Linked DNA regions of Mus musculus: regions 1, 2 and 3 are each linked to region 4. Evidence: chromatin loops called from intact Hi-C (ENCODE). Cell type or tissue: left cerebral cortex. All regions are shown on one strand. Region 1 has its middle 58 kb from the start of Gm47415. Region 2 has its middle 110 kb from the start of Gm35326. Region 3 has its middle 72 kb from the start of Galc. Region 4 holds the start of Gm47415 (predicted gene, 47415).

The links. Hi-C counts contacts between places; a loop is a spot of excess contacts. Peaks named below come from ENCODE experiments on the same cell type or tissue, not always from the same donor. Only the 100,000 strongest peaks of a DNase experiment are listed, where the experiment ranks them.
Region 1: a loop joins it to region 4, with 6 times the contacts of the local background. A loop is called at or near these places in 3 of 42 quality-filtered maps.
Region 2: it touches region 4 in a loop (9-fold over the local background); 3 of 42 quality-filtered maps call a loop at or near these places.
Region 3: it touches region 4 in a loop (11-fold over the local background); 2 of 42 quality-filtered maps call a loop at or near these places.

The regions. Positions count from the first base shown.
Region 1 is chr12:98,048,373-98,053,372 of GRCm38, forward strand. No RefSeq gene overlaps it. Among named protein-coding and RNA genes, the nearest start is that of Gm47415, 58 kb to the right of the region's middle. In left cerebral cortex, no CTCF peak of the experiment used is centred here; DNase peaks (open chromatin) are centred at 1,992, 2,292 and 4,693; H3K27ac peaks cover 1,175 bases.
Region 2 is chr12:97,981,518-97,986,517 of GRCm38, forward strand. No RefSeq gene overlaps it. Among named protein-coding and RNA genes, the nearest start is that of Gm35326, 110 kb to the left of the region's middle. In left cerebral cortex, no CTCF peak of the experiment used is centred here; a DNase peak (open chromatin) is centred at 2,046.
Region 3 is chr12:98,184,881-98,189,880 of GRCm38, forward strand. No RefSeq gene overlaps it. Among named protein-coding and RNA genes, the nearest start is that of Galc, 72 kb to the right of the region's middle. In left cerebral cortex, no CTCF peak of the experiment used is centred here; DNase peaks (open chromatin) are centred at 2,454, 2,776 and 4,513; H3K27ac peaks cover 1,587 bases.
Region 4 is chr12:98,103,732-98,108,731 of GRCm38, forward strand. It overlaps Gm47415 (predicted gene, 47415), which reads right to left and starts at 4,862. Exons shown (of 3, transcript NR_168899.1): 1 at 4,539-4,862. In left cerebral cortex, a CTCF peak has its summit at 2,943; DNase peaks (open chromatin) are centred at 2,880, 3,272, 3,728 and 4,704; H3K27ac peaks cover 2,326 bases.

The DNA.
Region 1 (5,000 bases), 55 kb before region 4:
TGTGTATGTGTCTGTCTCTCTGTCTCTGTGTATGTCTGTCTGTATATGTATGTGTGTCTGTCTCTCTGCTTCTGTGTATGTGTGTGTCTCTCTCTCTTTGTCTCTATGTGTGTTTCTGTCTCTGTGCATGTATGTCTGTGTGTGTATGTATCTGTATCTCTCTCTGTCTCGATGTCTCTCTGTCTCTCTCTGTTTCTGTCTCTCTGTCTCTGTCTCTGTCTTTGTCTCTGTCTCTGTCTCTCTCTCTCTCTCTCTCTGTGTGTGTGTGTGTGTGTGTGTGTGTGTGTGTGTGTGTGTGTTTGCTCATATGTGCACATAGGGAGAAGCGTCCAGATTAGCCCGACTGACAAGCCAGTAAGCACCAGGGACCTGCCTGCCTCTGATTCCTCAGCACCAGGATTCCAAATGTGCACTTCCAATCTTGTCTTATTTATAATGGTCCTGGGGATAGAACTTGGGTTCTTACACTCACCTGCCAAACCCTTTACAGACTGAATAATTTCTGTACTCACAACAACTCTATTCCATGAATACTTTTGTTATCTTTAATTGCTTTTTGTTTGTTAGTTTTTGTTTGATTGTTTTGACACAGGGTTTCACTGTGTAGCCCAGGCTGTCCTGGAACTCACTTTGACAGGCTGGTCTTAAACTCATATAAGATCTGCCTGCCTCTATCTACCAAGAGTTGGGATTAAAGTATGCACTGCCCCTGCCCAGCTGCCATCATCAATTTCTATGTGAAACCATCAGACACAGAGACTGACAATTTTGTGCCTGTGAGCCTCTAAAAGCCCCAAGACCATGGTTATAGTCTAAAAAAAAATGTGGTTTCTTCATTATGGTAGTCTTCTTCCTTCATGATTTCTGTTTATATACCCTTCCCTCCTACAATTAAGTTTCTAAGCAGTAAAGTTTGTTGAACACATGCTATGATTAGAAAGATGAAATATTTTAGTATTACTTGCTGAATACATGTTATGATAAGAGAGAAATATTTTAGCATTATATAGAAGTGTCATGAAGGCCTAACTTATCCCCACCATGGTCTAACAAGTCAGACAATTGGTTCCTTAGCTCCTTTGGTCTCAAATGCCTGTTCACTAAGTCCACAGTGCTAACTTGTTCATTTCTCGTGCTTAACTAGCAATCTCACGGATAAGGTAGGCACATTTGAAAAGGAGCCACTATGTCTGCTTGGAGTTCATACAGCAAGCAAGATGAGAACTAGGTATTTACTTGATAGCGATGGAATTGAAGTGGAAAGAAAGGAGTAAAGATGCTAGTGGCTGATGCCCCTGCCTCTTCTCTGTGGAAAAGGGGAGTGAGAGAGATGAGCTTGTAGCTGGAGACTCCTTGCAGAATGAGGAAGCCCACACAGGCCTCGCCATTCCAACTTCTTTCTGCTAAATGCTTTCTCTCTTGGCTCATGTCAATACATCACAGTATCCTGCCTTAGAGAATGGTCCATTTCTGAGGCAACTTCCCATTTTCCAGGCTGACCTAGGTTTACTTTTATATCGAGAAAGGACAATCTCCCCCCATTGTGTATACTTGCGGGATGTTTTGTGGATCCCATAGTCTATCTGTAAAAATGTATTCGTTGGCCCGAAGCAGAGGGGAGGGCGGTAGAAATTGCTCAGCTGGCGATCCAGGTCCCTTCAAACCCTCAACTTCAGTGAGCAAGGCAAAAGTAATGCCTTCCCTCTCCCCCGTTTCCCCTATAGAGATTTAAATCTGACACCAGCAATAAGGCGTCTCCTGCTTACTGTTCTGTCTTCATTCATCACCTCAAACACTTGACCCTTCAACCTTCCCGGCTTGTATCATAATGAAGAGGAAAATTGATGAACAGTGAGGGCAGAGACTTTGCCAGCTGCTGACACTTTTACACCAGGGCTGCCCGTGAGCATGCTCCTTCCCTATGCTTCCCTCCCCATCCTGCCACAGGAATTAAAGGCTGTGGGGAACTTGGCAGAAATGTCTCTAGCACAGTTCTAGTTTGCAGAAGGTGCTACAGCCATGACTTTGGGACGCATCCCAAAGCATCCACTGTCATACATTTTTTTTCTTATAATAGCCTCTATTCAAAGAATTGACAATGTATCGAGAGAGGTGAAAACCCTAGGAAAAGAGGTTACCCTCTGAGAATCCAGCTAGTAAAATATGTGGTATGATTGTGATTAGCCATCTGTGAGCACAAAGGAAAAGCAGCCTGTAAATGTGTCACTAAAGAATTTGCAGACACCCAAATCTCCAATAAAGATGATGGGATAATCTCCGGGAGATGAGTCAAGAATGCAGCAAGCATTTAGAAAGCAGGAAGCTAATGAATTGCTATGTACTCAGCCTGGAGAGAGTTGGGGGAGGGGTGAGACTGACAGCCTAGAGAGCACTTGACACAGGCATCCATAGATAGACACATGCATGTGGAATCTAGGGGAGACAGGACCTGGGAAGAAATAGCCTGCATCCTTTTATAGACTCCAATTTACCTAAAGATCTTGAGGAAATTGCACTAAAATAAACCTGAGCATTTGACTCAGTAACTCGAGGAAAGTCCTGCAAACTGTGTGGTTTATAATTGATAAGGAGAGAGAGTTCTTTCCTCTTCTTCTCGATTTCCTTTGATTGCTTTCCCAAAAGACCTGCTACAATTAGAGAAGATCTTGCCTGCAACGTTTGTGGGTTTATCAATTTAGTCATTCAGAAGTATGTTCGTTGTGTCTCTTTCCCTTCCTCCAGAGTTGTCAGATTGAGAGCAACAGCTGTCTCCTAGCCCAACATGCAAGCCACATGTTTGTTCAAAGTGCCATTGCAATCATCAGAGTCCAGACAGGAGACAGAAACTACACTGTTAATCTTAACAGGGAATTTTAATAGAAAGACTTTCTGACTGGGTACAAGGGATTGCCAACTAAGGGATAAAAGAATGCATCAAAACTGGAATTAGCTTTTCGGTTGTGTTTGGGTGCCCAGGACTAGGTGGGGTGGGAGTGCTGCATTCTGATGATGGTGAGTGGTCTTGATTTCTGTTAGTAGGATTCTTACGTTTGCCTTTCGCCAGAATTAAGACCAAAGTGTGGACACTTTGCCCCTTCTTAGAATTGGAAACAATCACCCATGGAAGGAGTTACAGAGACAAAGTTTGGAGCTGAGACAAAAAGATGGACCATCTAGAGACTGCCATATCCAGGGATCCATCTCATAATTAGCCTCCAAATAATGACACCATTGCATACACTAGCAAGCGTTGGCTGAAAGGACCCTGATATAGCTGTCTCTTGTGAGACTATGCCGGGGCCTAGCAAACACAGAAGTGGATGCTCACAGTCAACTAATGGATGGATCACAGGGCTCCCAATGGAGGAGCTAGAGAAAGTATCCAAGGAGCTAAAGAGATCTGCAACCCTGTAGGTGCAACAACATTATGAACTAACCAGTACCCTGGAGCTCTTGACTCTAGCTGCATATGTATCAAAAGATGTATCACTGGAAAGAGAGGCCCATTGGACACGCAAACTTTATATGCCCCAGTACAGGGGAATGCCAGGGCCAAAAAATGGGAATGGGTGGGTAGGGAAGTGGAGGGGGGGTATGGGGGGCTTTTGGGATAGCATTCTAAATGTAATTGAGGAAAATACGTAATAATAAAAAATATTTTAAAAAAACTGGAGTTAGCATGTAGCCTATGTCTGGGACTACCCTTGCATATTCATCTATACACTGTCTGAGGCCATTGTCATACTTCAGAGAGAAGATTTCTATTAGTGTGATACTGAAAATGTGATGGGGGTTTTCTTTTTTTTCTTTTTTTTTATTATTGGATATTTATTTCATTTATATTTCCAATGCTATCCCAAAAGTCCCCCACACCCTCCCACACCCACTCCCCCACCCACCCACTCCCACCTCTTGGCCCTGTCATTCCCCTGTACTGAGGCATATAAAGTCTGCATGACCAATGGGCCTCTCTTTCCACTGATGGCCGACTAGGCCATCTTCTGATACATATGCAGCTAGAGACACGAGCTCTGGGGGTGGGGGTGGGGGGGTTAATGGTTAGTTCATATTGTTGTTTCACCTATAGGGTTACAGATCCTCCCAGCTCCCTGGGTACTTCCTCCAGCTTTGTTTTCTACTGTGGTACCTGCCATACTCTCTGAATGTTTCTGTCACTGTGACTCCACACACTGCCTTTTCCCACCAGATCCCAGTAGTCATTGGACGTGGGAGGGCAGGGGTAGGGATGCTCTTTCCCTGCTCGCATCCCTCCAGAGAGAGCCCTCTATTTGCAAAGGCCAGAACCAAATTCATCTAGTAAAGGAGATGGTAGCAGCTCTAGTTCCTGCCACAAACCAAGGCAAAGATGTCTCATCTGGAGCTAAAAAGCAACAAATTCAGGCCAAGTACTTACAGCAGAAATGCTTTAAAAGATCTGTCATGTCAGAGGTTTCAATTGCTAAAGAAAAAAAAAAAAAGGAATTCAGAAAAAATGGTTTCAGTTAAAACCCATCTATAACTTCTCCCTCTCACGAAAACACATTAAGCTGGCAGTAAAGGAACTATTCCGAGTATAAAACCCTAGCAGACAAAGAGAATGGGAGGAGGACTTGAAATCTTTTCAAATTCAACAAATTTGAGCAACATAATAAAGCAATTGGAGAAGCAGAGATGGAGCGAGTACTGGAGGAGGCCACAGTGTTACGGAGACAGAGTTCACGCAATGGAGCCTTTGATAGCTGTAGAATTGGGCGACAGCAGATTTCATGAAAATCAAGAGTGATGCTAACGGCCCAAACCACAGTTTATTAGTTTGTCAAAAATGCCATACTGGGGTCTGCTGACTAGATGATGGCCTCACTTTAGATCTATAATGTTCTTCCCAAGGGCTCATGTCTTACACACTTAGTCAGCTGCTTGGCACTGCTGGAAGGTGGTGGACGCTTTTAAGATTTGGAATTTTTTAAGTCATTGAGGGTATGCCCTAAAAGGGGAAGAAG
Region 2 (5,000 bases), 120 kb before region 4:
TCTTATACAGTAGGAACAGTGCCTCAGAGGGTCTAGTCCACTGATGGCTCTGAAGTATGTGACACCAACATGAAAAGATCTTTATCATGCACTTTGAAATTACCAAGTATAACAGAATGTGAGGGGCATGAGGGATAGTAATTTGGAAAGCAATTGTTTTTTCAAAAACAATTTTTATTAGATATTTTCTTCATTTACATTTCAAATGCTATCCAGAAAGTCCCCATACCCTCCCCCAGCCCTGCTCCCCAACCCACCCACTCCTGCTTCCTGCCCCTGGCATTCCCCTGTACTAGGGCATATAATCTTCACAAGACCGAGGACCTCTCTGCCCATTGATGGCCTACTAGGCCATCCTTGGCTACATATGCAACTAGAGATACAAGCTCCGGGGTACTGGTTAGTTCATATTATTGTTCCTCCTATAGGGTTGCAGACTCCTTTAGCTCCTTGGGTACTTTCTCTAGCTCCTTCATTGGGAGCCCTGTGTTCCATCCAATAGATGACTGAGAGCATCCACTTCTGTATTTGCCAGACACTGGTATAGCCTCACAAGACACAGCTATATCAGGGTCCTGTCAGCAAAATCTTGCTGGCATATGTAATAATGTCTGGTTTGGTGGTTGTTTATGGGATGGATCCCCGGGTGAGGCAATCTCTGGATGGTCCTTCCTTCAGTCTCAGCTCCAAACTTTATCTCTGTAACTCCTTCGATGGGTATTTTGTTCCCCCTTTGAAGAAGGAATGAAGTATCCACACTTTGGTCTTCCTTCTCCTTGAGTTTCATGAGTTTTGCAAATTGTATCTTGGGTATTCTAAGTTTCTGGAATAATCTACTTATCAGTGAGTACATATCACGTGTGTTCTTTTGTGATTGGGTTACTTCACTCAGGATGATATCCTCCAGATCCAAAATGGAGTACAAAGCTAAACAAAGAATTCTCAACTGAGGAATACTGAAGGGCTGAGAAGCACCTGAAAAAAATGTTCAACATCCTTAATCATCAGGAAAATGTAAATCAAAACAACCCTGAGATTCCACCTCACACCAGTCAGAATGGCTAAGATCAAAAATTCAGGTAACAGGAGATGCTGGTGAGAATGTGCAGAAAGAAGAACATTCCTCCATTGCTACTGGGATTGCAAGCTGGTACAACCACTCTGGAAGTCAGTTTGGCGGTTCCTCAGAAAATAGGACATAGTACTACCGGAAGATACAGCAATACCTCTCCTGGGCATATACCCAGATGTTCCAACTTGTAAAAAGGACACATGTTCTACTATGATCATAGCAGCCTTATTTATAATAGCCAGAAGCTGGAAAGAACGCAGATGTCCCTCAACAGAGGAATGGATACAGAAAATGTGGTACATTTACACAATGGAGTACTACTCAGCTATTAAAAACAATGAATTTATGAAATTCTTAGGAAACAGTCTTATCAAGGATAGTTCTGATGTTTTCAAGATAAGGGACAGAAAACTGATTAGGAGAAAAAGATGTCATAAACAAACAGAAGAAACCTAGTTAAAGACAGAGGACATAGTAAATAAAATAACTTGGAAAGTAGAAATGGGCAGTACTTGATAATTTATTAGACAGTACTTTTACAGCTTAGTGAACGGTGTCTTTTGTGACTTCTATCTTGGAGAAATTCCAAGGGATAATTCAATATCACATCTCTATCCATTTAAAAAATATTTATCAAATGTTTGTAACCACCTAGAATTTTATCTTTTTTCATTTAGTACATGATTAGAGAAATTCTTTCAGAGATTTAGACATTGAAAGAGAATGATCATTGAATGTTATACTACCTTGGCCACGAGGTGCTTTGTAAGAACCAACTTTCAGCGTCCGATTCACCTAGAAAGAAATTGAGGCCGAGAAGCTCTAAGTGTCTTCTCTGTGGACTCATGGGATTGTATGTTAGACATCACATTCAAATCTAGGTCTCTCAGTCCTCAAATCTCATGCCACCCTCAGAGGCTTGCCACAATCATTGGGCATCACATGGTTTCATCAAAATGAATACTGAACCAAGAACTTCACACCCTCCACCCCCATGCTCTACTGTTCTCAAAATTATCCTAACCATGTGTCACATTTTGTTACAAATCTGTTCATTTCAAAGGTGTGTGACTCTTTGAAAATGTTTTTTTTTCTAAATTGAGCATGCATTCTACACATCTTATTGTAGTGTTATAAAAATATCCAGTACTAACTTGCAAAAGCTAATTGTGTGCCCTCTTCCCCAGCTTTGTATTTAGTGACAGGCATGCTGGTAGCTTGGATCCAATCCTTAGATGATTGTTTATATTATAAAAGTTAAAAATAGCTATAAATCTGGTTTCCTATCAGTTTGTTTTAAGATAGTCATTTGCTAAACATTTACCAGCATTACCACTGTAGTACACAAAGATACAGATATATATTGGCACATGGAGATTATTGAAGTCTTTAAAATTCCTTCTCTAGTAAGAGTAAAGTTTGGGTGGATAGATAGATAGATAGATGAATAGGCAGATAGATGATAGATAGATAGATAGATAGATAGATAGATAGATAGATAGACAGACAGATAGATAGATAGGTTAAATGATATAAATATATAATATGGAATTTTAATTATATTTTTCCGTGTGTGTATGTATGTGTGTGTGTCCACATGCATGCATGTAAGTATTCACATGTGCATGCATACACAGAGAGAAACCTGAAAATGGAATTGAATTCCCAAAAACTAGAATTACAGGTATTTATGAAACACTTGATATGGCTACTAAGAGACTTTGTGTTCTCTGTAAGAGAAGTATGTAGTCTTAATCGCTGAGCAATCTCTCTAGCTCTGTCTTAGTATATTTTTGGTATTACCTATGGGATTATCAGAAAACAGTATTATCATTATACTAACTCCATCCATTTGTGCCCATGGTTTGTGTATATACTAACATATCCAAGTTCTGCCATCCTGGTCCTGCCTTCCTTCTTTCTGATCACTTTCATGAATCTTGAGCTTTAAAGCCAGAGCCTGTGTTAGGGTTGCCTTCTTTAGGCAGGTGTGTGGCTTGGGAAGAAGAATTTGTATTTATTTATTCTTAGCGGGATTCCGGGATGGCCCCTTAACAGTAACTAAGCCACCATCTTGGAAATACATCTACAACTACCATTTTATGTGACAATTTCATCTGATCACGATGTTGCGTGATTTCCCAGCTGCGAGGATTGAATGAGTAGAATGGCTTTTTGAATAATGCAACTCCAAGGGCATAGAGATGTTTTTCCTGGAATCATTTGTATTTTATGTTAAGTGGCTATATAGTAGCACGAGCAATCTCTTTCAAAGTAACTAATGCTACAGTCAAAAGAGACTTTCCTACCTCACGATGGAGAAACGAACAATTATTCTTCCTTTCGGTGGAGGAGAAAATGGCGTGCTTTTTGATAAACAATGCAGACATGCATTAGCTCAAAACAGTAGAGTCAAGGAAAGCATGAATGTTAATTTGTAATATTTTGAGAGAGACATGTCTATGGCAATCAGATGATGATTTACCAGTAATTGTGTCATGATATTGTTAGCACAATGTTAGCATATTGAATCTACAAACAGCCCACAGAGCATAGCACAGCAAAGTTATCAGCAGCCCTTTAAAGCAAATCTCTCTTTGAAGAAAGACAAAGACCTTAAAGAAAATTATATGAGAAGTCGCAGAGGGTTGAGGAGCTTACAGGTACTAGCTCTTTCTAGATAGCTGGCATCCAAAAGACACAGCCTGGCTGGAATTGCCATAGCGAGTACACCTTCAGCTAAAATCCCAGTACAACCCTAGTTGCGAGGACTGATGCTGGCTTTCTCAATCCTTCATGAATAAGGAGTAAGGTAGAATGGAAAAAATGTTGTGGTTTGGAGAAAGATTTGGAAAACCTGGGGGATTTTGTAAGTCGAGAAATTTACAGCTACATTTTCCAAACCCTATAAGTCATTTGTGGGTACAGGTAGTTATTTTTTTTAATCCAAGAAAGTAGACATACAGCTGTTAAAACAATAAATATTCCTTTTCAAAAATATCCCATATTGACTGCATTATAGGCACCCTGGAAAGGAGCCCTCCGTCTGCCACGTTGCATTTGAAAGGAAAGGTGGTTGTGAATCACAGACGTGGTTCATGTGGGTGTGTAGGAGAGAGCCCTGAACTTCACAGTCTATTCTACATCTCCTAAGCCATCCTTTATCATCACCACCACCACCACCACCACCACCACCACCACCACCACCACCACTACCACCACCACCACCATCATCATCACCACCACCACCACCACCACCACCACCATCATCATCATCACCACCACCATCATCATCATCTCTATTAGCAGATATTTTCTTTATTTACATTTCAAATTTTATTCCCTTTTCTTATCCCCCCCACAAAAGTAAAAAACACCCTTATCTCCCCTCCCTCTGCTCACTAACTCACCCACTCCTGCTTCCCTGTTCTGGCATCGAACATTCACAGGACCAAGGGCCTCTCCACTCATTAATGTCCCACAAGGCCATCCTTTGCTACATATGGGTCTGGAGCCTTGAGTCCCTCCATGTGTACTCTTTGGTTGCTGGTTTAGTCCCTGGAAGCTCTGGGGGTACTGGTTGGTTCACATGTTTTTTCCTCCTATGAGGCTGCAAACCCCTTCAGCTCCTTGAGTCCTTTCTCTAGCTCCTCCATTGGGGACTCTGTGCTTAGTCCAATGGATGGCTGTGAGCATCCACTTCTGCATTTGTCAAACACTGGCAGACTGTCTCAGGAGAGAGCTATACCCAGCTCCTGTTAGCAAGCACTTGTTGGCATCCATGGGTTTGGTAACTATATATGGGATGGATCCCCAGGTGGGACACTCACTGAATGGCCTTTCCTTCAGTTTCTGCTCCACACTTTGTCTCTGTATCTCCTACCATGAGTATTTTGATCCCCCTTCTAACAAGGACCAAAGTATCCAC
Region 3 (5,000 bases), 81 kb after region 4:
TCACATGTTACATTATCCCACTTCACCTGCGCAATACCCATAGCATTGCAATACGCATAGCATTAGTAGACTAATTCTTTTAACACATGGGAAACTGAATGCCCAAAGAAATCGCATTGTCCAAAATCTAAGAGCCAACAAGAGTCAAGCTGCAGATTGCCTGCTTGGCTGTTGACTCTCATAGAAGAATTCTGACATATATTATACAATACGTCCCAAAACAATCACATAAAGAGTGTCAGGAAAATAAACTTTGGGTAAAGTTTTTCTACCCCATTTAGCAATATAAGCTTGTCCCAAAGATTCATTTAGACAGTTTATAGTAGTAATATACATACATACATACATGCATGCATACAAGCTGAGGACCCAATCATGCTTCTCACTCTTCCTGGTTCTCCGATGTATTTATTAGGTGCCAGGAAACTAGGTGGTGCTTATGACAGTGGACTTTTATTGGGTCTTAAATAGCTGTGATAGTGTCCTTGTGAATTTTGCATGTGCATCTATTTTCATTCTGGAAATCTCACTCACGGGAGTCCTCCACATAGGTTTATCTGTATCCTGTCTGACTCATGTCTAATGACTGGGCATCAGCAGCAGGGACTGACCCCACCCAGGACAGTGGGTAGAGATGGGTGGTGTTGACCCTGTTGTTATAAGATAGAAATGCATGGCTGTAAAGCCATGTGAGGTTGCAGGGAAAACACTGTACTGGGGTCTCGTCATTCAGCCATTCAGAATCTCCCATGGAAAACCTCATCTTACAAAACCAGTGTTCTAGTCAGTCTACGTAAACGAAGCCACCTTTATGGAACTGCACTCTCCTTGTTGGTTGGTTGTTTAAAGACCAAGCTTCCTCATGTAGCTCAGTGTGCCCTTGAACTTGCTGTGTAGCCTAGGCTAGCCTCTACCTCATGAACTTCCTGCCCTGTTCTCCAGAGTAACATGATTGCAGGTGTGCACAACCATGGCAGCTATGAACTCTTCCTTCAGGTCTCTAAATCAAAGTGTTGTTGAAAATGAGCTGGCATCCAAACCACTACAGAAACCATGCCCTCCCCTCGAAATTTCTGTGCGCTAAAATGAGGCTAAAGAGGAAAATGGGGAGATAGAAAGTCCTCGCAGGACGACAACCAGGCAGGAAATCCAAGGTAAAGGACCAGTCTAGATTATTTGCTGAGTTAAGAATGGAAGGTAGCCATGCTTGGATAGTAACGGAATTAACACTTGGCATTTGTGTTTTGCTAGGACTCAATGGAGACTTAAGAAGAGGCCCTGGCATTCCCAAACTCCTTACAATCTAGATGAGATTGGCTGTGACTCTCATTTCATTTTAGCCTTCCATAGACTGAGTCCATTCCTTTCTACCATTTTGAATTCAGGATTGCTCCTGCTGAACCAGCTCTTTCTACATGACCATCCATCCTATTGTGTGATGTCATGGTCCTCCTAAGGAAAAACTTGGATTCTTGCTTCTACATAAACTGTTCTGTTTCTCTGCTTCTGTCTCTGCCTCTCCCTTTCCCTGTGTGTCTTTCTCTCACAAATACCTATTCACCACACATGTATATCCTTGCAACCATTCATGCGTGCAGATTCATACACACACACACACACACACACCTTATACATCGCTTTGAAAAACATGCTTTGGGAAGCTCAACAAATTTAATCAAAGACCAGAAAACTTAAGAGTGACATCACTAAAAGCCAGCCCCCGAAATGGGCAGCTGCCAATGCTGTGCACAACACTCCTTGGGTGTCCCCACCTCCAGCAGGGCTACCTCAGTGGACTTTGGACATCATCCCAGCCCATTTCTCTTTTACTTGTTCTCTAGTATCAAGGTCTCATGCACAGATAGTTCTAAATCCTTTCAGTCCCCTAGACTCCTGCAAGCCCTCAAAGCAAATACTTTCTGAAAATAGCTCCCTTCCCAGGAATAACTCTAGTAGCAGATCTAAAATAATAATAATAATCTACCATCTACATTCATTTCCAATTAATTTTTCTATGACTTGATATTTGATGGCCAGGACAATAAGGATGTGCTGTATTCCGGATTTGGCAAATCCTGGCAACGAAAACCTTCATTAAAGCAATTTAAGGCTATTCCATCTTTATGAGCGTTTCACTAATATAAAGCACTTTGCTGGCTAGAGTTGTGTTAAAACACAGGGGTCCTGTATATTCCTTGGCCTAGAACTGAAACTACCAAGAGGCCCAGCTCCTTTCAAGGATAGCTGGACATCTACCAACAACAAAATTTGAAGCCTTGAAGACAGATGTTCAATAACAAAGAGGACTGTTGGTGGAAGGCTCCGAGTACGCTGCTGTGTCAAAACAGAGAGGGCTGCAGAAGACTACATAGCGAGAACTAAAGAAAGTCTTGCCAAGCAGAAGGGATTTCAAAAATAATCAGTAAGAGTGGGCATAGAGGGGACCAGCTGGGGTGTCACTTTCAAACCTCAGTTGAGCATGCCAGGAACTGAAATTGAACAGAGTAGGAAAAAAATAGAACCAAGTTGTCAGCAGATGCAAGCTCAGAGTACCAGGTGTCATCTTCACACAGCCTAAAGAGGGGAAAGGAAGGGGACAACCCAGTATCCTGAACCTAGGACCTGACACGCTGGGCCAGTTCAGGTCAAACCACTGGAGACGATATACAAAGAGTCTGTCTCCTAATGCCTCTGTTTGCCTGGGTCATCCTGACTCCCCTCTGCTCACGCCCTAATTGCTGTCAACACACCTACCCACTCATTTCTCATTAACAGAAGTCCAGCCCTGCTTTTGCTGTGTCTGTGTGAAAGCCAGTAAGCTTCTGACACTGCTCAGGGCAGCAGCTGAGCCACGTCTACCCAGGCAAGAATAAAATACCTCTGTCTTAGTGAGGGGACTCCAAGATTTCACCCATCTTGCCCAAGGGAACAGACCAAAGGAGATAGAGCCGATGTGTAGGTGTATGTATAATTATATTTTAGTTTTGTCAGATTTTCAAATTGACTATAGAAACCATTCTCTCCTCCTCTTTCTCCCTCTCCCTCTCCCTCTTCTTTTCCCTCTCCTTCTATATATAATTATAGAAAAAGAGGCTTTGAACATGGGAGGTATTATGGGGAGACACAGGATGCACTGGACAGGGAGGACATGGGATGGGTCAGAGGAAGGAGGAAACAGAAATTAGTAAAATTAAATTAAAATTTTAAAAAAACAAGGGGAAAGGATTTTTAAAAATTTAAAGGAAAATTTTAAGGAAAAAATTTTAAACAAAAACAAGGGGGAAAATATTGCATACACGCCAACGACACCCAGACTTGCAGCCCCAGGCTCCTCCATGACAGATGAGTATCTCCAACGGCCATTCACCATCTTACTGGGTGTCTGGGTTACAGTCTAAGAAGTGACAAACAGAAGCTTTGGTCTTCTACCCCAACTCTGTTCCCCTCGCTCACCCTTGGTCATCTCAGAAGAAGAAAAGCCATTCTTCCAAAGGCAGGTAAAAATCTTTTTTTTTTCTTTTTTTTTTAATTAGGTATTTTCCTCATTTACATTTCCAATGCTCTCCCAAAAGTCCCCCATACCCTCCCCCCCACTCCCCTACCCACCCACTCCCTTTTTTTTTTGGCCCTGGCGTTCCCCTGTACTGGGGCATATACAGTTTTCGTGTCCAATGGGCCTCTCTTTCCAGTGATGGCCGACTAGGCCATCTTTTGATACATATGCAGCTAGAGACAAGAGCTCCAGGGGTTACTGGTTAGTTCATAATGTTGTTCCACCTATAGGGTTGTAGATCCCTTTAGTTCCTTGGGTGCTTTCTCTAGCTCCTCCATTGCGGGCCCTGTGATCCATCCAATAGCTGACTGTGAGCATCCACTTTTGTGTTTGCTAGGCCCCGGCATAGTCTCACAAGAGACAGCTATATCTGGGTCCTTTCAGCAAAATCTTGCTAGTGTATGCAATGGTGTCAGCATTTGGAAGCTGATTATGGGATGGAACCCTGGATATGGCAATCACTAGATGGTCCATCCTTTTGTCACAGCTCCAAATTTTGTCTCTGTAACTCCTTCCATGGATGTTTTGTTCCCAATTCTAAGAAGGGGCAAAATGTCCACACTTTAGTCTTCGTTCTTCTTGAGCTTCATGCGTTTAGCAAATTGGCAGGTAAAAATTTTAAGGCCCTCCTTGGACTTTGTTCTTTCTGATATGCCTTAAGTCTGGACCGTCAGAAAAGCTTGTTTCATCTACCTTGTAATTATATCAGAATCCAACCACTACCACAATGGTTGCTGACCACGGGGCCAGTCAGCATTCATTGGTATCTGGACCAGTGAAGGAAGCTCCTGACTGCTCTCCACGTTTCTGCAGCATGCTACTCCAGAAAGACACTTTCCATCTGTCTTTCTGGGCATCCAGTCGGATCATTTTGCTGCTCAGCACTTCGGAGGATTCCCCTCTCACCCAGTATGAATTCCTACACCATCTGGCCCCTGCTATTTGTTATTCCTTAGAATTACTAGAGCTTAGCCACAACCTGCCATATACCTTATACACAGAGATGAGTAAACGCATCTCAAGGCACACCGTAGCTGTGTAGCACCCCCCAGGGCAGCCGCGTGCTTCTTATAGAGATCCTATTGCAATGCAGGCATGAGCAAAGGTGCACTCTTGCACTAAACTTCAGTCACTATCTCAACTATGCCACTATCAATCTGTCTCCAAGACTATTAAGCTCAAATTTGGCAAGACCTCCACTGAGTCAGTTTAATAAGACTCTTCTCGCCTTTGATATCATTCAAATTCATCATCGAAGTATTTGGCCTGCTTTTCAAAAAATTCTCTTAGGCTGGCTTAACACAAATCTCCTTTCCTTGATAGTCAATCATGTTCCTCTTGGGAGTTTTCTATTCCCAAGACTCATTCTGCTGTATTTGTCTGAGTAGTTCCACAGCAAAGTCTTTCCCCTTACTGTAGTAACTTGAATGCAGGCTTCGTGTCATTT
Region 4 (5,000 bases):
AATATGCACAAAGCAATTAGCAAATGGTCCAGATTGTGGAGGGAGTGGGGGAGACATTTAGGAGAGGGAAGCCAGTGCCTCAGTCACCAGGGAAGAGTGAGCAGAGAAGGTGACACCAGACACCATGGATAGGAACTTGAAGGAAAGAAGGTATCTGAGAAGTGAGGAGAAGGGGCAGAAACTCTTCTTTAGAGAAGCAGTGAGCATGACCTTGTACCACATTGTGCTGGCTCCATTGTGGGACTGTAGGATTTTCTGTGCCCTTTTGCTCTTAAGCAACATATTACTCCCTATTTGTAGGTCAGAGCTGAGTTCCAAAAAAAGTTAATTTTTGAGAGTTACCATAAGACATTGCTATATGTGTTGTTCCATTTATTCTACCTTTTTCATTCTGGTGTGTGTGTGTGTGTGTGTGTGTGTGTGTGTGTGTGTGTGTGTATTAAGAGACTATGTTCACATTTCAAACTACTAAACAGGACTTGCCAAGCAAATATAAATGGACCCTGGAACTCCTTGCTCCTCGCTCACAGTGAGGGTGGAAAGGGTTATGGTTTGCCTTCCCAAAGGAAAATGTGTCCCTCAGTCATCTCAAAGTCAGGAAAAGGCTTCAGTCACCATGACCACTTGGAAGAGCCGGTGTGTAGTTTATGTCCCCAGAACCATGAAGAACATCACTTGTTCTCTGCTGTGGGATGGAGGAAGAACAAAAACAGATTAGCCTGTGCCAACAGGGATCAGTGGTGTTTGTCGACCATGTACAACATGTAAGATGATCTCGGAAGACCTAAAGGGTCATCAGTAACGAATACTTTAAGCAAATAAGTTAGAAGTGCCTAAGAGATAAGGGTAACCACAAATAACCACTTAAAACAGACATTCATTCTCCTATATTAAGGAAACATCAAAAATGAACTGCATGCACTAGGAGGATTAGAGGGTGTAATATGAGAGAAGTGGATTTGGGGATCAGAGAAAAAAAAGAACAACCCCAGGAGAAGAAGAAACTGCTGTAAGCTGTCCAACCCAAGGGAAGCATGGCAAACTTAAGTCACATTTAGTCAGTATATGAGTTTGTGTGGTTGCTATAACAACTCATCACTAATTTAGGGGCTCAAATATATTACTTCTCTGGAGGTCAGAAGCCTGCAGTGAATTTCAATGAGATAAGGATGTTTTCCATCCTAGAATCTATAAGAAAGAGTATAGGTCTTTGTCCTTGTTCCAGCATCAGAAGACATCTTGGCTCACAGTCATCTTCCCTCTTCAAATCCAGTAACAGTCGTATTTTTCATGTTATAACACATCACAGTGACACTCTAAAGCCTTTCCTCTCAACATTCAAGAGCCTTTGGGATTATATTTATCCCACACAGGTAATCCAAAATAAGGTTCCCATCTCAAGGTTGGATGATTGACAATCTCAAATCAACCCATTAATTATCCTTTACCATGCAACACAATCTATTCATCAGTTCTAGGAAATCAACTGGAAACATTTTGGGAAGCCATTATTATATATTCCACAATTAGTAAGAACCATACATCATCTTAAGGCCTTAACCCCCCCCCCCCCCACACACACACACACATACCTCAAATGAGTGGTAAACACCTGGATAGCTTAGACAGAGGAATAAGATGCTGTACTGGTGCAGTCACTTGGATTTAATGTTTCTCCTAGGGAACTGTAGTTAACCACCTGGCCCCCCTGGTGGCACTACTTGACCATGGTGAATGAAACCTTTGCCTGGTCTAATGGGTCACTGGGACCATTCCCTTGAAAGGTTTTGCTGGGATCTCGCCCCTTCCTTCCCCTCTTTTGCTTTCTGTTTCTGTCTCTGTCTCTGAAGGTTCTATTCTACCATGCAGTCTTTTCATGACTCATGATTTTGCCATAGGCCCAACTGACCATGAAGTAAAGCTTCCATAATGGAGTCAAAGTAAGCTTTCTTCTGTATAAGCGATTCTCTTCCGGTATGTGTTAAAGTAACAGAAAACTGACTAAAGTTTCCTTTTGGGTCACCAGCCTCTACCTGCTAACCTTTCCCTTACAGTAGGAGTCAGCTGACAGAAGGGAGCCTTAGAAACACAAGCTACACATGGTCTTGCTCCCAAGTGGAACCTAAAGCAATGATCTTAGAGGAGTTGAAAGTAAAACAGAGAACAGTACTTACTAGAGGCTGGAGACAGGGTAGGGCTTGAGTTACCAGTGGGGTTAATGTGAGAAGGTTACAAGCAGTGCTTGGTACAGTAACTGTGGCCAAGAATTATATAGTGTACATCTCAAAGGATTAGTAGGGGGAAATGTGGCATAAAAAAATGAAGAAATAGCAAATATTTGAGGAAAAATAAAAATGCTTAACTCAATTAAACATTTTGTGCCATAAACATATATTGAACATTAAATGATAACCAATTATTAGTTACAACATCTCTATTTTGTATATTCACAAAAATAGAAAAAAAATGAAACTAAAGTAAAGCTGAGGGGTTTTTTTTTTCCATTATAGTTTAGGAGTTAAAATAATTGAGGTTGTTTCTCTGGCTGAAAGCAATGAGAAACCTTTTAATTATAACCAAAACCCATGAGAATTTTCCTGGATTTCATCCAAGGATTGGGAAAATCAGCCCCACACAGTAGGAATAAATGAGTGTTGGAGAAAGGAAGACTTTGGTCCTAAACATTTCCAGAATTCATGTTAGGTCAATGTACCAGCTATTATTGCTATAATAATCATTTAAGTTATCTCCTTCATTAGACTAAAGCATAAAAGGCAAAAGTCCCTTCTTGCTCATCTGAATAACTGCAGCACCAGAACAGAGCCTGATGCACTGTGCTTGCCAACAAATGTATGCATGCGCCTCCCCCAGGAACGGTGCGGGGGAGCAGGATTCCAAATGAAGCAGCCTCCTCCACTCCCAGCTCCCAAACTGGATCTTCTCTCTCCCACCCAAGGGGGAGCCTCTGGTCAAAAAAAAAAAACAGAACCCTTTCTTATTCTCTCTCTCTCTCTCTCTCTCTCTCTCTCTCTCTCTCTCTCTCTCTCTCTCTCTCTTTTCCTCTCTCTCTCTCAAATGTCAGCTATTGTTTGAACTCCAGAATTGCGTAATTACAGCTTATACTATATGAGTCACACAGCTCCTTTGAGAAAAGAGCCTCAAAGTGCCTCAGTCTTCTCTGGCTTTAAATGGGTTTAACTGCTCAAGCGAAAGCAGTGAGAGAGAGGATAGGGAGTATTCAGGAATTCCAAGAACAATGGGGGCCAAGATACCCACCAGCCACCATCAGATTCAGTCTCTGCTCAGCTGGAAGCAAACAAAGGTGGCACCGAGGCATGTGTGGGCTTCTGAAAAATACCAAAGTGAGCCTTTCAGCTGATCGCATCTGACTGTGGATTATTTTTGCAGAGAAAGGGAAAAATGGGGACAATGTGAAAGGCTGAGAGCCAAACACAGAGGAGCAATGATGTACCCCTGAATAGAGGGATCAAATTACCTTTTAGGGGGAGCCAAATCAAGGCAGCACATGATGTAGTATCGCTCAACACTACCCAAACAAATGATGCAGCTGCAGGGGCTCCAGAAACACACAAAAGTCATTAGAGAGGAGAGTTTCTCCAGGCCAGAATTGTAATGGGGGGGGGGGGAGGCTCTGATCTTGGCAATTATAGAAGGAAAACGACTTAAAGATAGACTCTGGTGCCCAGGAGAGTGAAACATGATAATGCATGGAGAATCCTCTGGAGCTCACCAGGGTAAAGCGAGTGCCTCGCAGATGAGAGCAGTGAGCTCACACCTACAACAGGAAGTTCTATAAACCTGCCAACGGCCCAACTGAAGGCTCTATCAAAACTCATCCTTGTCCATCAAATAATCTCTGCTTACCATTTAGTTCCACGGATTTGAGGAAGACTTAAGTATGATGCAAGACTTAAAAAGTATCATGTCTTTGCAGGACCAACCTGGGCCATTCTCTGTGCAAGACCCTTGGCTTTCACTGATCTGCCAAACTATGCTGATATATGGAACCCTTTGAATGCGCGCTCTCTCCCTCTCCCCCCCTTCTCCTCTCTCCCTCTCCCCCCTTCTCCTCTCTCCCTCTCCCCCCCCTTCTCCTCTCTCCCTCTCCCCCTCTCCCCCTCCTCCTCCCCCTCTTGCTTTCCCTCCCTCTCTCCTAGTCTTGTTCCTCAGATTTGGAATTATATGTCATTCAGAAATACCAATAGACTAACATAACAGACAAAAATAAAAGATAACACCTCACAAAAGTCTTCTATCCCTTCTTTACGTGCGAACTTAAATGCTACACCTCTCAGAACAATTTCCGTTCTACCGGTCTCTACATGTGAATATTTAGGAGAGAAAACCACATCGATGTTCAGAACAGAAATGGCCAGTAAAGTGCAGCTTACATGTCATCTCCAATCAATTGTTCACAGCTTGTTACTGCACGGAGGAGAATTCCAAAGCTACATCTGGAATTGGTTAGTTATGCCTAGGAGGTTGACAATGCTCAGAATAAATGTCATCACACTTACCATTTATAGGTTGGAAGAGTCACATGATACCGTGGCGTGCGCTGTTTCTGACATCAGATTCTCTACCAGTTTCCTCATTTGTAAAATGAGAGTCACTCCAGATAAATGGTTTTGAGAGTGCAGTGTGAGGAACTTTCCTGTCGTGTGGGCAGACTGAAGAACGTGAGGGAATACTTTCCAGGCCTCCTATTTCCACCTTTAGCCATGGCGGATGCAATTTGTTTGCCTCTTACATACTGATTTCCATAGCAGTGCTGGGATGGACTAGTTTTGTGTCCAGTAATTATTCCGTTTTCCCTTCTCAATCTTGCTCACGCTCAGAGTGATACTTACTTCCCACTCATGTTCCAAACGTTCGTGCGTTTTTCTGTCCTTTCTCATGTATTATTTCATATCCCTCCTATCCCCAGCTCAGCTTATAGTTAAAGCACATGGGAGTTTAATGTTGTGCAAAAGCAACAG